Linked DNA regions of Homo sapiens: region 1 is linked to region 2. Evidence: read pairs that join two places in POLR2A ChIA-PET (ENCODE). Cell type or tissue: PC-9. All regions are shown on one strand. Each heading gives the region's core, and the rest is flanking DNA. Links, peaks and the distances in the headings are about the cores only.

What was found. Peaks named below come from ENCODE experiments on the same cell type or tissue, not always from the same donor. Only the 100,000 strongest peaks of a DNase experiment are listed, where the experiment ranks them.
Region 1: POLR2A ChIA-PET joins it to region 2 with 12 read pairs; 21 of 35 experiments call an interaction of 5 or more read pairs at or near these places.

What each region holds. Positions count from the first base shown.
Region 1 is chr14:35,391,852-35,400,252 of GRCh38, forward strand. No RefSeq gene overlaps it. Among named protein-coding and RNA genes, the nearest start is that of NFKBIA, 8.7 kb to the right of the region's middle. In PC-9, for the core only: no CTCF peak of the experiment used is centred there; no DNase peak of the experiment used is centred there; H3K27ac peaks cover 1,631 bases.
Region 2 is chr14:35,231,990-35,240,238 of GRCh38, forward strand. All of the region lies in intron 5 of PRORP (protein only RNase P catalytic subunit), which reads left to right. All of the region lies in intron 5 of PRORP-PSMA6 (PRORP-PSMA6 readthrough), which reads left to right. It also overlaps the pseudogene RPL7AP3. Among named protein-coding and RNA genes, the nearest start is that of PSMA6, 56 kb to the right of the region's middle. In PC-9, for the core only: no CTCF peak of the experiment used is centred there; no DNase peak of the experiment used is centred there.

The DNA of each region.
Region 1 (8,401 bases), core at 183-8,182, 160 kb after region 2:
GTTGCAGTGAGCCAAGATTGCGCCACTGCACTCCAGCCTGGGCAACAGAGTAAGACTCTTTCTCAAAAAAAAAAAAAATTAGCTGGGCTTGGTGACATGCACCTGGGATCCCACACACTCGGAAGGCTGAGGTGGGAGGATCATTTAAGCCCAGGAGGCTGAGGCTGCAGTGAGCCATGATTGTGCCACTGCACTCTAGCCTAGGTGACAGAGTGAGACCCTATCTCCAAAATGAAAAAAAGAAAAAAAAACCCTCCTGGGATAGTATCCTGAGCTGGGACCAGAGCTACCTGGAGCCTCTTTGCCAGCAGCCAAGTCTTGGGTGTCAAGATGGCACCTAAGGCTATTACAATGAACTGAATGTTAGTGTCCCTTCAAAATCCATATGTTGAAATCTGAATCCCCAAGGTGATGGTGTCAGGTGGGGCCTTGGGAAGTGATTAGGTCATAAGGATGGAGCCCTCCTGAATGGGATTAGTTCCCTTATAGAAGAAGCCCCAGCAAGCTAGCTGGCCCTTTCCACCACGTGCAGACACAGCAAGAAGGCCTCATCTTCAAATAGAAAAGCTGGCCCTCACCAGACACAGAATCTGCTAGCATCTTGATCTTGGACTTTGCAGCCTCCAAAACTGTGGCAAAATAAATTTCTTTCTTTCTTTTTTTTTTTTTCTTTTTGAGACAGAGTCTTGCCCTGTCACCCAGGCTGGAGTGCAATGGTGCGATCTCGGATCACTGCAACCTCCGCCTCCCAGGTTCAAGCACTTCTCCTGCTTCAGCCTCCCAAATAGCTGGGATTATAGGCTCGTGCCACCATGCCCGGCTAATTTTTTGTATCTTTAGTAGAGACAGGGTTTCACCATGTTGGCCAGGCTGGTCTTGAACTCCTGACCTCGTGATCTGCCCACCCTGGCCTCCCAAAGTGCTGGGATTACAGGGGTGAGCCACCACGCCCAGCCGGAGAAATAAATTTCTATTGTTCATAAGCAACCCAGTCTATGGAATTCGGCTGTAGCAGCCTGAACAGTCTAAGACAGCTGTGCTCATGCCATTTCCTATGGACTTACAGCATCTGTCACTTACTTTTCACACACTCCTATGAGGTATCTTTTCAATGTTTCCTATGAGAAAAATTTTACACAATAGAAACAGTAGCAAATGACTTCTCAGAGTAAAATAAGTTTATTTGGTGGCCAGGGCCATGTAAGATTAACACCAGCTGCACTGGAAAATGGCAGCTGTTGAGAAGCCTTGAACATCTTCAGTAAAATGAGGAGGCTCACCCTGACCAGTCTGGGAACAAAGAGCTTTGGAGCCAAAGGGAGCAGGTTTGAGTCCCAGAATGGCCACTTTTCTTGGTTTCATCACCTCAGACAAGTTACCAAGCCTCTTTGAACCTTGGTTTCCTCAATAATGTCCCCCTGTGATGATCACATATGCCTGGCATATAGTCATTGTTTCATAAATGACACCTACTACCATTATTATTCACCCATAGCTGGATTAGCTGGGTCCTCTGCAGTGTGAATTATAGTGTGATGGGATTGGAGCTAAGGCTCGTCAGTGATAGGTGAGATTCTAAAACAGGTAAGGCTTGTTTTTTTGTTTGTTTGTTTTTTGAGACCGAGTCTCGCTCTGTCGCCCAGGCTGGAGTGCAGTGGTGGATCTCAGCTCACCGCAACCTCCGCCTCCTGGGTTCAAGCGATTCTCCTGCCTCAGCCTCCCAAGTGGCGGGGATTACAGGCGCCCGCCACCAAGCCCAGCTAATTTGTTGTCTTTTTTTAAGTAGAGACGGGGTTTCACCGTGTTAGCCAGGATGGTTTCGATCTCCTGACCTTGTGATCCGCCTGCCTCGCCCTCCCAAAGCACTGGGATTACAGGCGTGAGCCACCCAGACTGGCCCGAGGCTTGTTTTTTAATGCACCCCTCCTCCATGCTCCCTGTCCTGCTTAGCAGACCTCCAACATTGTCGTGGGTCCATTTCCTGAATTTTTAACTTTTTAAATGTGTTGAAAGATACTTGACATGTGTCCTAGCCCTCAGGTCTTTAGGCCTAATGACTAGTCAGATTGAGGCAGAAACTATCCCCTTCCACCTCCAAGTTTATTGTCTGCATTAACATGACTTTTTTTCTCCCACTGTCTTTGGTACAATAACTTTACTATTCCAAGAGTCTCTTGCCCAGGCAAATAACTTCATTGTTTATTACAGGAATTTCCCAAGAGGCCCATCAACTCTTCAATAGGCGAGCTTTATTTAATAGAAGCATCAACAGACATTTCACACCTAAGACATTTCAAACCCCTCGCCTAGCTGTTGCCACCAACCTGAAACTACTGTATCATTATCTCCCCCAATCCCAAGCAAGCCCCTGCATTGAAAGGCCCTCCTTAAACCAATCTTGAAATTCTCAGTGAGATCCTAGCCTCTCCACTTCCCCTGGCAGCCGCGATGGAGGCTCTGTGCAGGGGCTATTCTCTCCCCTCCATAAGCAATGAACTCAGCTCTGCCTTCCACCATCTTCCCAGAACAGAAATTCTGGTGCGCTCCTTCCAGAAAGTCCTTTCGGTGTGACTGACCCAATCTGAGGAGCCGTGAAAGCCAGGAGGGGAGGTCCCAGGGCCAGGTTGGCTCTGGGTGTCCTTTCCATTCTTCCCTGTGTGTGGAGCTGGTCCCGCTGTGGGGACCATGGGTAGAGGGCAACGTGCACAAGAGCCCCTTGAGGACATCCTTGCTGCACACATTTCAGGCCTGGGAAGTTGTGCACACACAGACAGAACCCTTCATGGTCAGTCTGCTGGGGGTACTGTTATTCCCGGTTCTAGCCTCTAAGAAATGAAAGCTTCCACTCCCGTTTGACTTGTAGATTGCAGGATATTTGTGTGTCCAAGGCTTGAGTCTCTCTTTCAAACCAGAGGTTTACTCTGTGTTTTGAGAAAAGAATGACTGAATTTATGTACACGGAAGAGTCTATAGAGCCAGCTGTCCAGTAGCTAGGAAACATACAGTGGGCCACGTGGCAAGGTCCTGCCTTGGGAAATTGCCTCTCAATGACGGAGGTGGGAAGGCCTGCGAAGGAGAATGTTAAAAATCAACTTGAAACTAAGTTGGTATTAAAACACTTCACCTGAAAGAAGTTCATTCATTGATCCTTAAAAAGTTGCATTTGCGGCTGGGCGCGGTAGCTCACGCCTGTAATCCCAGCACTTTGGGAGGCCGAGGCAGGCAGATCACAAGGTCAGGAGATCGAGACCATCCTGGCGAATATGGTGACACCCCACCTCTCCTAAAAATACAAAAAAAAATTAGCCGGGTGTGGTGGCGGGCACCTGTAGTCCCAGCTACTCGGAATGGCGTGAACCCGGGAGATGGAACTTGCAGTGAGCAGAGATAGCGCCACCGCACTCTAGCCTGGGCGACAGAGCAAGACTCCGTCTCAAAAAAAAAAAAAAAAAAAAAAAAAAAAGTTGCATTTGCTTGTTTGTTTGGGGCATCCCCAGAGATGAATATTAAAATACTGTTAAGTTTTTAAAAGTCTGACCAAAATGTTTAATGTGGTGACTTTGGGTAGACCTGAGCCTCGGTGAGAACCAAACCCAGACCACACAACTGGAAACTCCTGGAAGTAGACGCGCCTCACTTCCTTAATTTAGCACCTTATGAAACAATAGTAAAGATTTCAGCCGGGCGCGGTGGCTCAAGTCTGTAATCCCAGTACTTTGGGAGGCCGAGGCGGGCGGATCACGAGGTTAGGAGATCGAAACCATCCTGGCTAACACGGCGAAACCTGGTGTCTACTAAAAATACAAAAAATTAGCCTGGTGTGGTGGTGGGCACCTGTAGTCCCAGCAATTCCGGAGGCTGAGGCAGGAGAAGGGCGTGAACCCAGGAGGCGGAGTTTGCAGTGAGCCGAGATCGCTCCGCTGCACTCCAGGCTGGGCGACAGAGTGAGACTCTGTCTCAAAAAAAAAAAAAAAGATTTCAGAGAAGATGAAGTAGGATACCTGTCTGAGTCCCACAGGATTGTTCAGTTTACTGGGGTCTCCTGAGGTCTCAGAACTTGCATTTTCTGCATTATTATATAGTTTCCATGAGACAGTATTTCCATTAACATAAAACATCAGAAATTCAAACCATCCTTTGTAATATTTGCCCAGTTTTGGTAGTATAGCAACAGATACATAAGGAACATATTGACGATTGATGACCTGAAAACACTTTTGTTAATTCCTGTGTGTGCTTGGTAGCTGCTGCTTTTTTTTTTTTTTTTTTTTCCCTGACTGGGCTTTGCTCTGTTGCCCGGGCTGGCACCATCTTGGCTCACTGCAACCTCCACCTCCTGGGCTCAAGCAATCTTACCGCCTCAGCCTCCTGAGTAGCTGGTGTCAGGCCTCTGAGCCCAGGCCAGGCCGTCGCATCCCCTGTGACTTGCACGTATACATCCAGATGGCCTGAAGTAACTGAAGATCCACAAAAGAAGTAAAAACAGCCTCAACTGATGACATTCCACCATTGTGATTTGTTCCTGCCCCACCCTAACTGATCAATGTACTTTGTAATCTCCCCCACCCTTAAGAAGGTACTTTGTAGTCTCCCCCACCCTTAAGAAGGTTCTTTGTAATTCTCCCCACCCTTGAGAATGTACTTTGTGAGATCCACCCCTGCCCACCAGAGAACAACCCCCTTTGACTGTAATTTTCCATTACCTTCCCAAATCCTATAAAACGGCCCCACCCCTATCTCCCTTCGCTGACTCTCTTTTCGGACTCAGCCCGCCTGCACCCAGGTGAAATAAACAGCCATTTTGCTCACACAAAGCCTGTTTGGTGGTCTCTTCACACGGACGTGCATGAAAGCTGGGACTGCAGGTGCGCACCACCACTCCCAGCTAATTTTTTGTATTTTTGCAGAGATGGGGTTTCACTGTGTTGTCCAGGCTGGTCTCGAACTCCTGGGCTCAAGCAGTCTGCACACCTCAGACTTCCAAAGTGCTCGGATAACAGGAGTGAGCCAGTGTGCCTGGCCTGGAAGCTGCTTTATCCCCAGGTTAGGAATATATACCTAGAGCCTGGCTCTGCCATTTACTGGCTGTGTGACCCAGGCTGACTTTCTTTCTTTCTTTCTTTTTTGTTTTTTGAGACAGAGTTTCACTCTTGTTGCCCAGGCTGGAGTGCAATGGCACGATCTCCACTCACTGCAACCTCTGCCTTCTGGATTCAAGTGATTCTCCTGCCTCAGTCTCCCAAGTAGCTGGGATTACAGGCACGTACCACCAGGCCTGGCTACTTTTTGTATTTTTAGTAGAGATGGGGTTTCACCATGTTGGCCAGGCTGATCTCAAACTCCTGACCTCTGGTGATCCGCCTGTCTCAGCCTCCCAAAGTGCTGGGATTACAGGTGTGAGCCACCGTGCCTGGCCTTAATGTATTTTTTTTTGTAGAGATGGGCTCTCCCTATATTTCCCAGGCTGGTCTTGACCTCCTGGGCTCAAATGATCCTCCTGCCTCAGCTTCTCAAAGTGCTGGGATTATAGGCATGAGCCCCCGCACCTGGTCACACTTACCTGGATTGCTGGCCGGTTTGTGGGCCTTGGCCCTATTTTCATGTCAGTGTTCAGAGTCCAGTCCTACTTGTCAATGACTCAGATTGGCTGATGCTGGGTCATACTTCCTGCCCCCTGTGAAAAGGGTGCCTGCCACAGTCACTTGGGGCATGGGATAAGATAATATAGTACTGGCAGGTAAATAGCTAACTGGAATATGAGCTCGGGTCCCGTCTCTCCCACCTGCACTCCGCGCTGGTGCCTGGGCTCAGCTCCCGTGCTATGGGCTTTCATCTCATCACGCCTTTCCATGCAGTTGTCTGTCTCCCTCTCCACCTAAGCAAGGAGCTCTTAGGGGCAGAGGCCATGACTTATTCCTCTTATTCCTGCCCTTGGCAGGAGGCCTGGAGAATAGTTCTTTTTGATGCAAATGAAGGAATGGGTTGGAGAGTCGTACTTCTCTAGGAGGGAAACACAGGTGAGGTCCAGTTTCAGTTTCTGTAATGCTCTCTTTCAATGGGGAAACAGCCTAGGATATTCTTGTCCAGGCACCAGAGGTTGGGGAATGTTTCTTGGGCATGTTTCAGACTGGAGTTCCACAACTCAGACTTTTCTTGCCAAATGAAATTTCAGCTACACTTAAGGCAAGTTAATGAAAATCTGGCAGAAAGCTGGGGGTGGGGGAGTGGGTGGGTACGGGGGTGGGAAGTCTTGGGGAAGGAAGACCCATCTGACAGACTCAATTCTGTCACCACTTAATCACTTCCAGTAGCAACTGAACTTTCCATGCAAATCCACCCAAGCTCCCAGCCTTCTGAATTTCCAGGCCCCAGGGGAAGGTCTTCAGATTGCTCAGACTAGTTTGTTCCCTCTTTAAAGAAAAATCCTTACTTTCTGGAAGGACTTGGTACACGTGGCCGCTACAGGAAATGTATCCTGATGGATAAGGCAGGCAGAAGGAATCAAGGAACTGAATTCAAGGAAGTTGCTGATGTGATATATTATTTCCCCCTCATATCACTTCCCCTTTCTCTAGGCACTCTTAGTCCTACCTGTCCCCACACAATCTGTAACTTCTTGGAGGAAATCAAAGTGCATTAAAGAAGACTCTCCGTCTGCTGGCCTGTTTACTTTGAGATCTTTTGCTCTTGTTTGCTTAGGAATTTGAAGATTTTCTACAGATTAGAATGTTTCCCTTCTAAAATTTTCCTTTAGGGAACTCCAGGCTCCAGTCACCCAACCAACAGGCAGGACAGAAAGATAATAAATTTAAAACAAAAAGAAAAGAAAAGCAGGGAGGGCTGGGTGTGGTGGGTCACACCTGTAATCCCAGGACTGTGGGAGGCCAAGGCAGGTGGATCACTTGAGGTCAGGAGTTCGAGACCAGCCTGGCCAACACGGCGAAACCCCATCTCCACTAAAAATATAAAAATTAGCCGGGTGTAGTGGTGTGCACCTGTAGTCCCAGCTACTCGGGAGGCTGAGGCAGGAGAATTGCTTGAACCCAGGAGGCGGAGGTTACAGTGAGCCGAGATCATGCCACTGCACTCCAGCCTGGGCAAGAGAGTGAGACCCTATCACACACACACAAAAAAAAGGTGGGGGGGGGGATGAGAAATGGGGAGAAGAGCTAGAGAGTAAGGAACCGGGGCAGCCTTCAGTGCTTAACTGGGCCCAGCTACCTCGAGATTTATGCAGATGACAGAACCTTTTCCAAGGTTTAGGACCTAGAAAGAAGAAAAGCTGAAGCCTAGAAAGGTGGGAGACTGGGCCCAAGTGGGTGAGAAGGGGCCCACCCTTGCTTGACCATGGAGGGTGACGCCCCTATGCAAGAGCTGGGCTCTAAGGAGGCTGGGGATGAGGGGGTGGCGCACAGCTTTGTCCTGTTTCTACAACCTAGCACAGAACTAGAGACAGCGTATGGGTGAATTGGCACAAATTTAACCCCTTTACAGAGGGAAGAAGAGTCACATTTGACTGAGTAGAAAGTACTAAGGGCATCGTTCCAAAATTGGGGAGCCAAGTTTCCAACCTTTGTTCTTTTGAGAATGAGGGTGGGGATATCACCCCACTCCCATCTTACCTCTCCCACTTAGCTGAGAGCTGAACCTAACTGACCTAATTCCTGTGGTAGGTCATTTAACACCTGTGTTGAGGTGCTTGGGGATGGACAAGGAATTTCAGGGAAGAACCCGGGCACTTTGACAGAGAATAAGACTGGTAGAGGGACCGCCAGTGCTGGGTTCCGGATGGACTAAGGCTACAGAAATGGAGCAGAGCTGGGCGCGGTGACTCACGCCTGAAATTCCAGCACTTTGGGAGGCTGAGGTGGGCAGATCACCTGAGGTCAGGAGTTCAAGACCAGCCTGGGCAACATGGTGAAACCCTGTCTCTACTAAAAATATAAAAATTAGCCAGGCGTGGTGGCAGGCACCTGTAATCCCAGCTACTCGGGAGGCTGAGGCACAGAGAATCGCTAGAACCCGGGAGGTGGAGGTTGCAGTGAGCTGAGATCATGCCACTGTACTCCAGCCTGGGCGACAGAGCAAGACTCCATCTCAAAAAAAAAAAAAAAAAAAAAAAAAGAAAGAGAAAGAATTGGGGCAGAATTGGCTTTAACCAGTCTGTAGTAACACTCCTTATATGTGGAAGACCACTAAATACTGGCTCCTTTTTGGTCCAAGGTGACCATATTCTTTTGACTTTGACATCGTTTGTGGATCAGGAAAGGGATAATGTAATAATTTTTTCTTAGGTATAAGTCAAAGACATGAATTGCATTTATACACTACTCTGCATTTTCTAGAATGCAATAACTTTACTTTTTCCTCAGAAATGTTTTGGCTGGGTGTGGTGGCTCAG
Region 2 (8,249 bases), core at 250-8,249:
GAACTCTGTTTCTGTTAATTGGATAAGAAAAACAGCTTATACCATGGTAGCATATAACAGTTTACAGATCACTTCTGCAGTGTTTATCTCACTTAATCATAGGTTCAAGATTTTATTAATATTTGGGGAGATGGTTTATATCATAATGAAAATCATATCTTTTATTCTGACTTCCATCCCCCTGTTTGGTATGGCCATGCAGATTTTTTTTTTTTTTCATTTTGGAGTTTTTTTGAGACAGGGTCTCACTTTGTCACCCAGGCTGGAGTGCAGTGACACAAACATAGCTTACTGCAGCCTCAGACTCCTGGCCTCAAGCAGTCCTCTCACCTCAGCTTCCCAAGTAGCTGGGATTATAGGCATGCGCCACCATGCCTAGCTAATGTAAAAAAAAAAAATTTTTGTAGAGATGGGGTCTCACTGTGTTGCCCAGGTTAGTTTCTAACTCCTGGCCTCAAGCAGTTCTCCTGCCTCAACCCATGTAGAAGTTTTTGATAGAAAAACAGCAATTATGTAAACTTTTCTTGACATACTTAGCCTGCCAATTAAGAAGAAAACCTCCATCTCTGCTAACGTGGTGTTTCCACCCCTTTTTATTACTTAATTTTTGCTTGGCCCATAGTAAGTCCTTGCCAGAGCATGGTAAAATCTGGCAACGTCCCAAACTGTTTCTACCATTCCTTCTCCTTCCTCTTTTTTTTTGAGACAGAATCTTTCTTCGTTGCCAGGCTGGAGTGCAGTGGCATGATCTTGGCTCACTGCAACCTCCACCTCCCAGGTTCAAGTGATTCTCCTGCCTCAGCCTCCTGAGTAGCTGGGACTACAGATGCATGCCACCACGACCGGCTAATTTTTTTGTATTTTTAGTAGAGGCGGGGTTTCACCATGTTAGCCAGGATGGTCTTGGTCTCCTGACCTCATGATCTGCCCGCCTCAGCCTACCAAAGTGCTGGGATTGCAGGCATGAGCCACTGCGCCCAGCCCTCCTTCCTCTTTTACAACAGGTAGGAGTTCCATTCCAAGGTTCTGGATTTTTGGACTCATTCTCTTAATCTCTTTCAGTTTTAAGAAATCCATCTCTCTTCTGTGCTCTCAAACTTCAGTTTCCCCTTTTCTTTTCATTCGTCAACCCATTCGGCAAATACTTATTGATCATCATAAGCATCAGGCCCTGTTTTTTGCGCCAGGGATACACCAATGAATTAAGTAGAGAAAACTCCCTTCACTCATGGAGCTAACATTGTTTCTGATAGGTACTTACCATCGGCTACGGCATTGCATAACTCTAGAGTATTATTTTTCTACATCTCTCTTCCTAATAAATATATGAATTGTAACTTTGTCTCTAGAATTGTTGTAGAGACAATGAATATTGCCTCTAGAGTTGTTCAGTGCACAGCCAGCTTAGTTCTATACAGTAGTCTTATCTACTGTGCTTAATTAGGATGTCTGTCAAAACTAATTTCCTATAGTAAAATCAGTCAGCTTCCACATTCTAACAATTGCCAACGTGCAATCCCTTCGTTTAAGAAAAGCATGCAGTCCTCTCCATGGTGCAAGGGTGGAAGAGGATTTTGTGGAGAAATCATCCTTTGTATTTCCTCAGATTACCTGTGTTAGGCCACCCTAAAATTTGCTTGTTGCTTCTTTCTTTACCTTCTACAGTATTGAAGGATTTTTTTCCTTTGTCTTTGAGTAGTTCTCTAATTTTTTTCGTTTCCTTTTTTTTTCCCTGCACAGAAAAACTATGTTCACATTTCTTTTCCCTTACAATGATCACAGCATGTGTTTTTCCTGAGCTCTGCAGTGGTTCTTCCACCTTGATTTATGTTCAGTAAATGTGCAATTGGTAAGAAGTCTGTGCTCTGCATTTTGAAGGCAAAGTTACAATTCATATATTTATTAGGAAGAGAGATGTAGAAAAATAATACCATTAGATTCCATTATAATATTTTCTTGCTTCGTGACTCTGCTCAGTCCTCTTAAGTTTGTTAAAGCTCAGGCTTTCCTTATGATCAAAATATGGATCTGAAAAACACTTATTAATACTACTTACTCTACTCCCTTATATAGAAAATAACTTTGAATTTGTCTAAGAAATCATGTCAAGACGCATCTTTCAATGAAATGTGTGCTCGAAGAGAGTAATTCTTTGTGCATGTAGGGTTGGAAAAGGTGAGAAGTATGTTTACTTGCACGTCATTGTAGTTGAAATCAGATGGAAAGGTTTAGAGATTGTGCAATTAGGGAATGTTTTCTACCCACAGATTCTGTAGCCGTGTGTTTCACATTCATTAACAATTAGGCCCAAGGATACTTGGATTCGCATCTGCTTTGGAAACTATTTTTTCCAAATACTGTGTTTCCTAGATCTTTACTGAAATGATCAACATTAGGTATGAACTGCACCAACTTTCCTCTTTAAGATAGCTTTGTTTGTCCTTTGATCTTTTCTGTCCATGTTCAGCCTCTTAAAACCATCTCTGCTGCAAATGTCATTTATATGATGCAGTAAGACACTCTTTCAAATAATTTTTGGATGTATGCTAATCATATATGAGACACAAAGGCTCCTACGCCCCTAGCCTTACTTCCCTCTTGGCACTTTTACTTACTTCATTTTTTTTTAGACTTCAAATGTGATTAACTCTCTCAAATCCTTTCTTTCCTCTTTCAACTGTTGTTCCTTTTTTTTTTTTTTTTTTAAGAGTAAGGGTCTCACTGTGTCACCCAGTTTGGAGTGCAGTGGTGTGATCATAGCTTACTGTAGCCTCTGAACTCCTGGGCTCAAGTAATCCTCCCACCCAGCTCCCAGAGTAGCTGAGACTGCAAGCACACACCACCATGCCCAACTAATTTTTTTTTTAATGTTTTTGTAGAGACAGAATCTCGCTTTGTTTCCCAGGCTGGTCTCAAACTCCTGGCTTCAAGTGATCCTCCCACCTTGGCCTCCCAAAGTGCTGGGATTACAGGCATGAGCCACCACACCTGTTCCCTATTTTTAATATCTTATAACTGAATGCTTTAATCCTGCAACTTAAGATACATCTTCACTGCTTAATTGAAATGGCACTCTTTCAATGTTACCAGTAACCTCCAAGGGGAAATGGAAGCTAATATTTTTTGAAGGAAAATTTGTATTATTTTAATTATTTTTATGTACAGAAAACTCAACAGTGTACATTTAACTCAGTTTAGTGGAAAGTTCTTTAGCCTTTGCCTTTTCGAGCTTGGTGATGCGAGCCACAGACTTGGGACCCAGGACATTGCCTCCCTAGTGATGGCGGATTTCATCATATCTGTCATTGTAATTGGTCCTGATAGCTTCCACCAGCTTAGCCAAAGTGTCTTTGTCTTCCGAGTTAACCTGTGTAAAGTTGACAGTGGTGCAGGTCTTCCTGTGGACTAGATGTCCCAGTCTTGCCTTCCCCTTGATAATGCAGTAAGGGACCCCCATTTTATGACACAAGGCAAGCAGGAAGACAACTAGCTTGATGGGATCCACTTCATGTGCAGTCACCACCAGCTGAGCCTTCTTGTTCTCCTCCAAGGTGGTGATGGTGTTAACTCCTGCTCGAAGGACAGGTGGTCTTTTAGTGGGGACGTCCCCTTTGCCAGCAGCTTTCTTCTTGGCCTGGACAAACAGCCTCTGCTTCTTCTCTTGGGAAGCTAATATTTTTTAGTACCTTCTGTAGACCAAGCAAAAGTTGCCAATGCTAGACACTTGTATATGGAGTACCTCATTTAATTCTTACAGCTGTTATTGGTATTACCTCCTTAAGAATGTGGAAACTAGCCAGGCGTGGTGGCTCATGCCTGTGATCCCAGCATTTTGGGAGGCCGAGGTGGTGGATTGCTTGAGCTCAGGATTTTGAGACCAGCCTGGGCAAGGTGACAAAACCCATCTCTACCAAAAAAACAAACAAAAAAACACCACAAAAAACAGAAAACAAAAAATTAGCCAGGCAGAGTGATACACACATATAGTCCCAGCTACTGGGGAGGCTGAGGTGGGAGGACATCTTGAGCCCAGGAGGCGGAGGTTGCATTGAGCCGAGATTGTGCCACTGCACTCCAACCTGGGCAACACAGCAAGACCCCATCTCCAAAAAAAAAAAAAAAAAAAAAAGCATAAGGAAACTAAGACCCAGAAAAGGTTAAGTAACTTGTCTCATAGCTAGTAAATGGCAAAGTAACAGGATTAGACATGTCTCATTCCAAATTCCTTGTTCTTTCCCGTGTAACACACTGTTCTTTATATTTTAACCTACTGATCTATTTATCTGTTTTCTTGAAATACCATGGTAGACTCTTTGAGACATGCTTTTCTGATTCTCTTGGATCTCCATTGCTTTAATCACTAACTCATAAATAGCTAGCTTGCTCTAGTTTCTGTCCTCCTCATCTAAACCTCTCAAAAGACTGGTATACAATTCTTTTCTTGCTACCCATTTGCTCCCTAACCCCTAAGCCCACTGAAGTCTGGCTTAGTCTCCATCATTGCATTGAAAATGCTCTCCCTCAGGACAGCAGTAACTTCCTAATTGCCAGTTTTGATGAACATATTTTAGTCTTTATCACTCTTTTTCTGCATTTAATACTTTATAGATTCCTTTCTTCTTGAAATTGTCTATGTCTTTGAATTCTGTGACTTCACATTCTTATCCTTCTCATTACACTCTCTGACCATTCCTTGTTCTCTCTTGTTTTTGAACTTCCCTTCCTTCTCTTACTCCTTAAATGTTGGTGTTCTCTGATGTTCTATCTCTGCATCTTTACCTTAGACAGGTACTTGAAACTAAATACTGTATGTCCAAAACTGAACTTGCCATCTTCCTGCCAGACATCTACACCAATAGGTGGTACCAAATGTTCACCAAGTCTTGCCAATTTTACCTCCTAATTATTTCTCTCTCTCTCTCATCTTCTTTCTTTCTCTCTCTTTCTCCTTCTTTCTTTCATTTTTCTTTTCTTTCTTTTCTTTCCTTTCTTCCTCCCTCCCTCCTTCCCTCCTTCACTCCTTCCTTCCCTCCTTCTCTTCCTTCCTTCTCTTCCTTCCTTTCCTTCCCTTCCTTCCTTTCCTTCCTTCCTTCCTTCTCTCTCTCTCTCTCTTTCTCTCTCTCGACAGAGTCTTGCTCTGTCACCCAGGCTACAGTGCAGTGGCGCCATCACAGCTCACTGCAGCCTTGACCTCCTAGGCTGAAATGATCCTCCTGCCTCTGCATCCTGAGTAGCTGGGACCACAGACGTGCGCCACCACATCCAACTAATTTTTAAATTTTTCGTAGAGACAAAGTCTCCCTATGTTGCCCAGGCGGATCTCAAACTCCCAGACTCAAGCGATCCTCCCACCTAGACCTCCCAAAGTGCTGGGGTTACAGGCATCAACCACTATGCCCAGCTCTGTTTCTCAAATCCATTCTTTTCTCTTCTTCTTTTACCATATCTTTCTCATCAGATCCTTGTTAGTACCTGCTTAAATCCCTATCATAGCCTCCTAACTGGTTTCTCATCTTCAGTTTTGTTTCTTTCAAATCTATCCTCTTCCACAGGCAAAAATGACCATGTAACTTAAATCAATTTACAGTTAATGTTTTGACTAGGGAGATATCTGAATATATTAAAATATTTATAGTTCCCCTTTCCAATTTTGCCTTTTCACCTTCTTAAACTTCTATTTTTTATTTGAGACAGCGTCTTGCTCTGTTGCCCAGACTGGAGTACAGTGGTGCTATCTCGGCTCACTGCAACCTCTGCCTCCCGGGTACAAGAGATTCTCCTGCCTCAGCCTCCGCTGGGACTACAGGCGTATGCCACCAAGCCCGGCTAATTTTTTTTGTATTTCTAGTAGAGACGGGGTTTCACTGTGTTAGCCAGGATGGTCTTGATCTCCTGACCTTGTGCTCCACCCACCTCGGCCTCCCAAAGTGCTGGGATTACAGGCATGAGCCACCGTGCCTGGCCTTAAATTTTTAAATTAGATATAATATCTGTTCATTAAGTCAAACAAACAAAACTCTAAATACAGTGCACATAGCCATTCTAAGTTAACACATCTTTTTTTTTTTTCTCTGCGTTTTATGTGAAGGGCCAGAAACCAAACACTGTATTAAAGGTGGGCACTGTGCTTAAACAATCCTATGAAGAAATTAGATTCTCATTTTACAAATGAGAAAACTGAGGTGCAATTAAGTCACTTCCCTGAATCGTTAATAAAAGTAACAGATTCAGAATTGAAATGCCAATCTGACACCAAAGTCTGTGGTCTTTTACCGTGCCGCACTATCATGCCCTGTGGTATGCATTTGTAATTCCCAAACCCACATATCTAGACCGCCCCTCACTGGGTAGTTCTCTGGATTTGTTTACACCTGTAGGTTTGGACAGCCTACCAATGCCAGAAATTAGGATTTGGAGGATGAGTATGTATAGGAAAATGACACAAAGAAAGCCAGGTTGTAGGAAAGTTAACCTGGCAATGTCACAGGAGAAACAGCATTGAAAGACCAACCAAAAGACCTAATGACATCTTGAACTAAAGTGATGACAGTGGAATCTAAAAAAGAGGAAAAGAATGTGCTTAAAGGAATGAAAGTCTAGGACTTTGGGAAAAATATGTCAACTCTGTTGTCATTAAACCTCTTAATTCTCTTAAAATCTTAACCTTTTTAAGATTAAGATTCATTAAGTGAAACAAACAAAACTCTTTAAATACAGTGCACATAGCCATTCTAAGTTAACACGTCTTTTTTTCTCTGCATTTTATCTGAAGGGCCAGAAACCAAATACTCTTATTAAAGCTGGACACTGTGCTTAAGCAGTCCTATGAAGTAAGGCATATCAAAGCTTTTTTAAGGCATCACAAGGCTATATATAAATGTATGACATTGTGCTTTTACAGCCTAACAATAACAACACGTAGTCTTTTACAGCTTATAGAGTCCTTTCATTAATATTAAGTGATTTGATCCTCACACATCCCTATGGACTAAGTGTTGTATTTTTCTTACTTTACATATAAGGAAACTGGCTTAAAAGGCTGTGACTTGCCCAGAGGTAACAGCTCTCAAAACACTACACTAGGCCAGGTGTGGTGGTGGCTCACGGCTATAATCCTAGCACTTTAGGAGGCGAGGCGGGCGGATCTCTTGAGGTCAGGAGTTCAAAACCAGCCTGGCCAACATGGTGAAACCCCGTCTCTACTAAAAATACAAAAAAATTAGCCAGGTGTGGTGGCAGGTGCCTGTAATCCCAGCGACTTGGGAGGCTGAGGCAGGAAAACCCAGAGGCGGAGGTTGCAATGAGCCAAGATTGCAACACCGCACTCCAGCCTGGGTGACAGAGTAAGACTCCGTCTCAAGAAAAAAAAAAAAAAAACAAACTACACTAAATCCACTTCCTATGCTTTCTCCAGAGATGTCTGCTTCCCTAAAAACAAACAATATTTTTTCAAAGTACATGATCAAGGTGGAGCCCCTTTTCTCCTCAGCATTTGAATACCAGCTTATAATTAAGAGTTTATTAGATCAGGCAACGAGCTGGTGAAGAACAAGAACAGACTACTGTATAGTGTTCATAAAATTAGATGGCTGGTCTAAATTTTAGAAACAAGATTCTCGTGACCTTTGACAGGTTACATGTACATGACACATTGTTTCTTTGGCATTTCAGACGTTGCCTGCAAGCATTCTGTGAATGAAGCCATACCAGTGTCATGCCAAATCATGAACTGTCCTGCCCTGTACAACTAAAGAAAACCAAGGGTCTTCTGCTCTGGCCTCTATAGAATAAATTAGAAAAGTTGGCTGGGCACGGTGCCCCATGCTTGTAATCCCAGCACTTTGGGAGGCAGAGGCGGGCAGATCACCTGCGGTCAAGAGTTTGAGACCAGCCTGGCCAACATGGTGAAACCTTGTCTCTACTAAAAATACAAAAATTAGCCAGGCGTGGTGGCGTGCGCCTGTAGTCCCAGCTACTCAGGAGGCTGAGACAGGAAAATCGCTTGAACCTGGAAGGCGGAGGTTGCAGTGAGTGGAGATCATGCCACTGCACTCCAACCTGGGTGACAGAGTAAGACTCCATCTCAAAAAAAAAAAAAAAAGAAGAAGAAATTAGAAAAGATGTTGAAGAGCTTAGTAGGAATGTTGTACTGATTGGAATTAGAGTTGGTGGTTCATCAATCATTTCACTACCACCAAAGTTATGCCAGTTTCCTTGCATTCTGCATATACACATTTTTATTTTAGCAT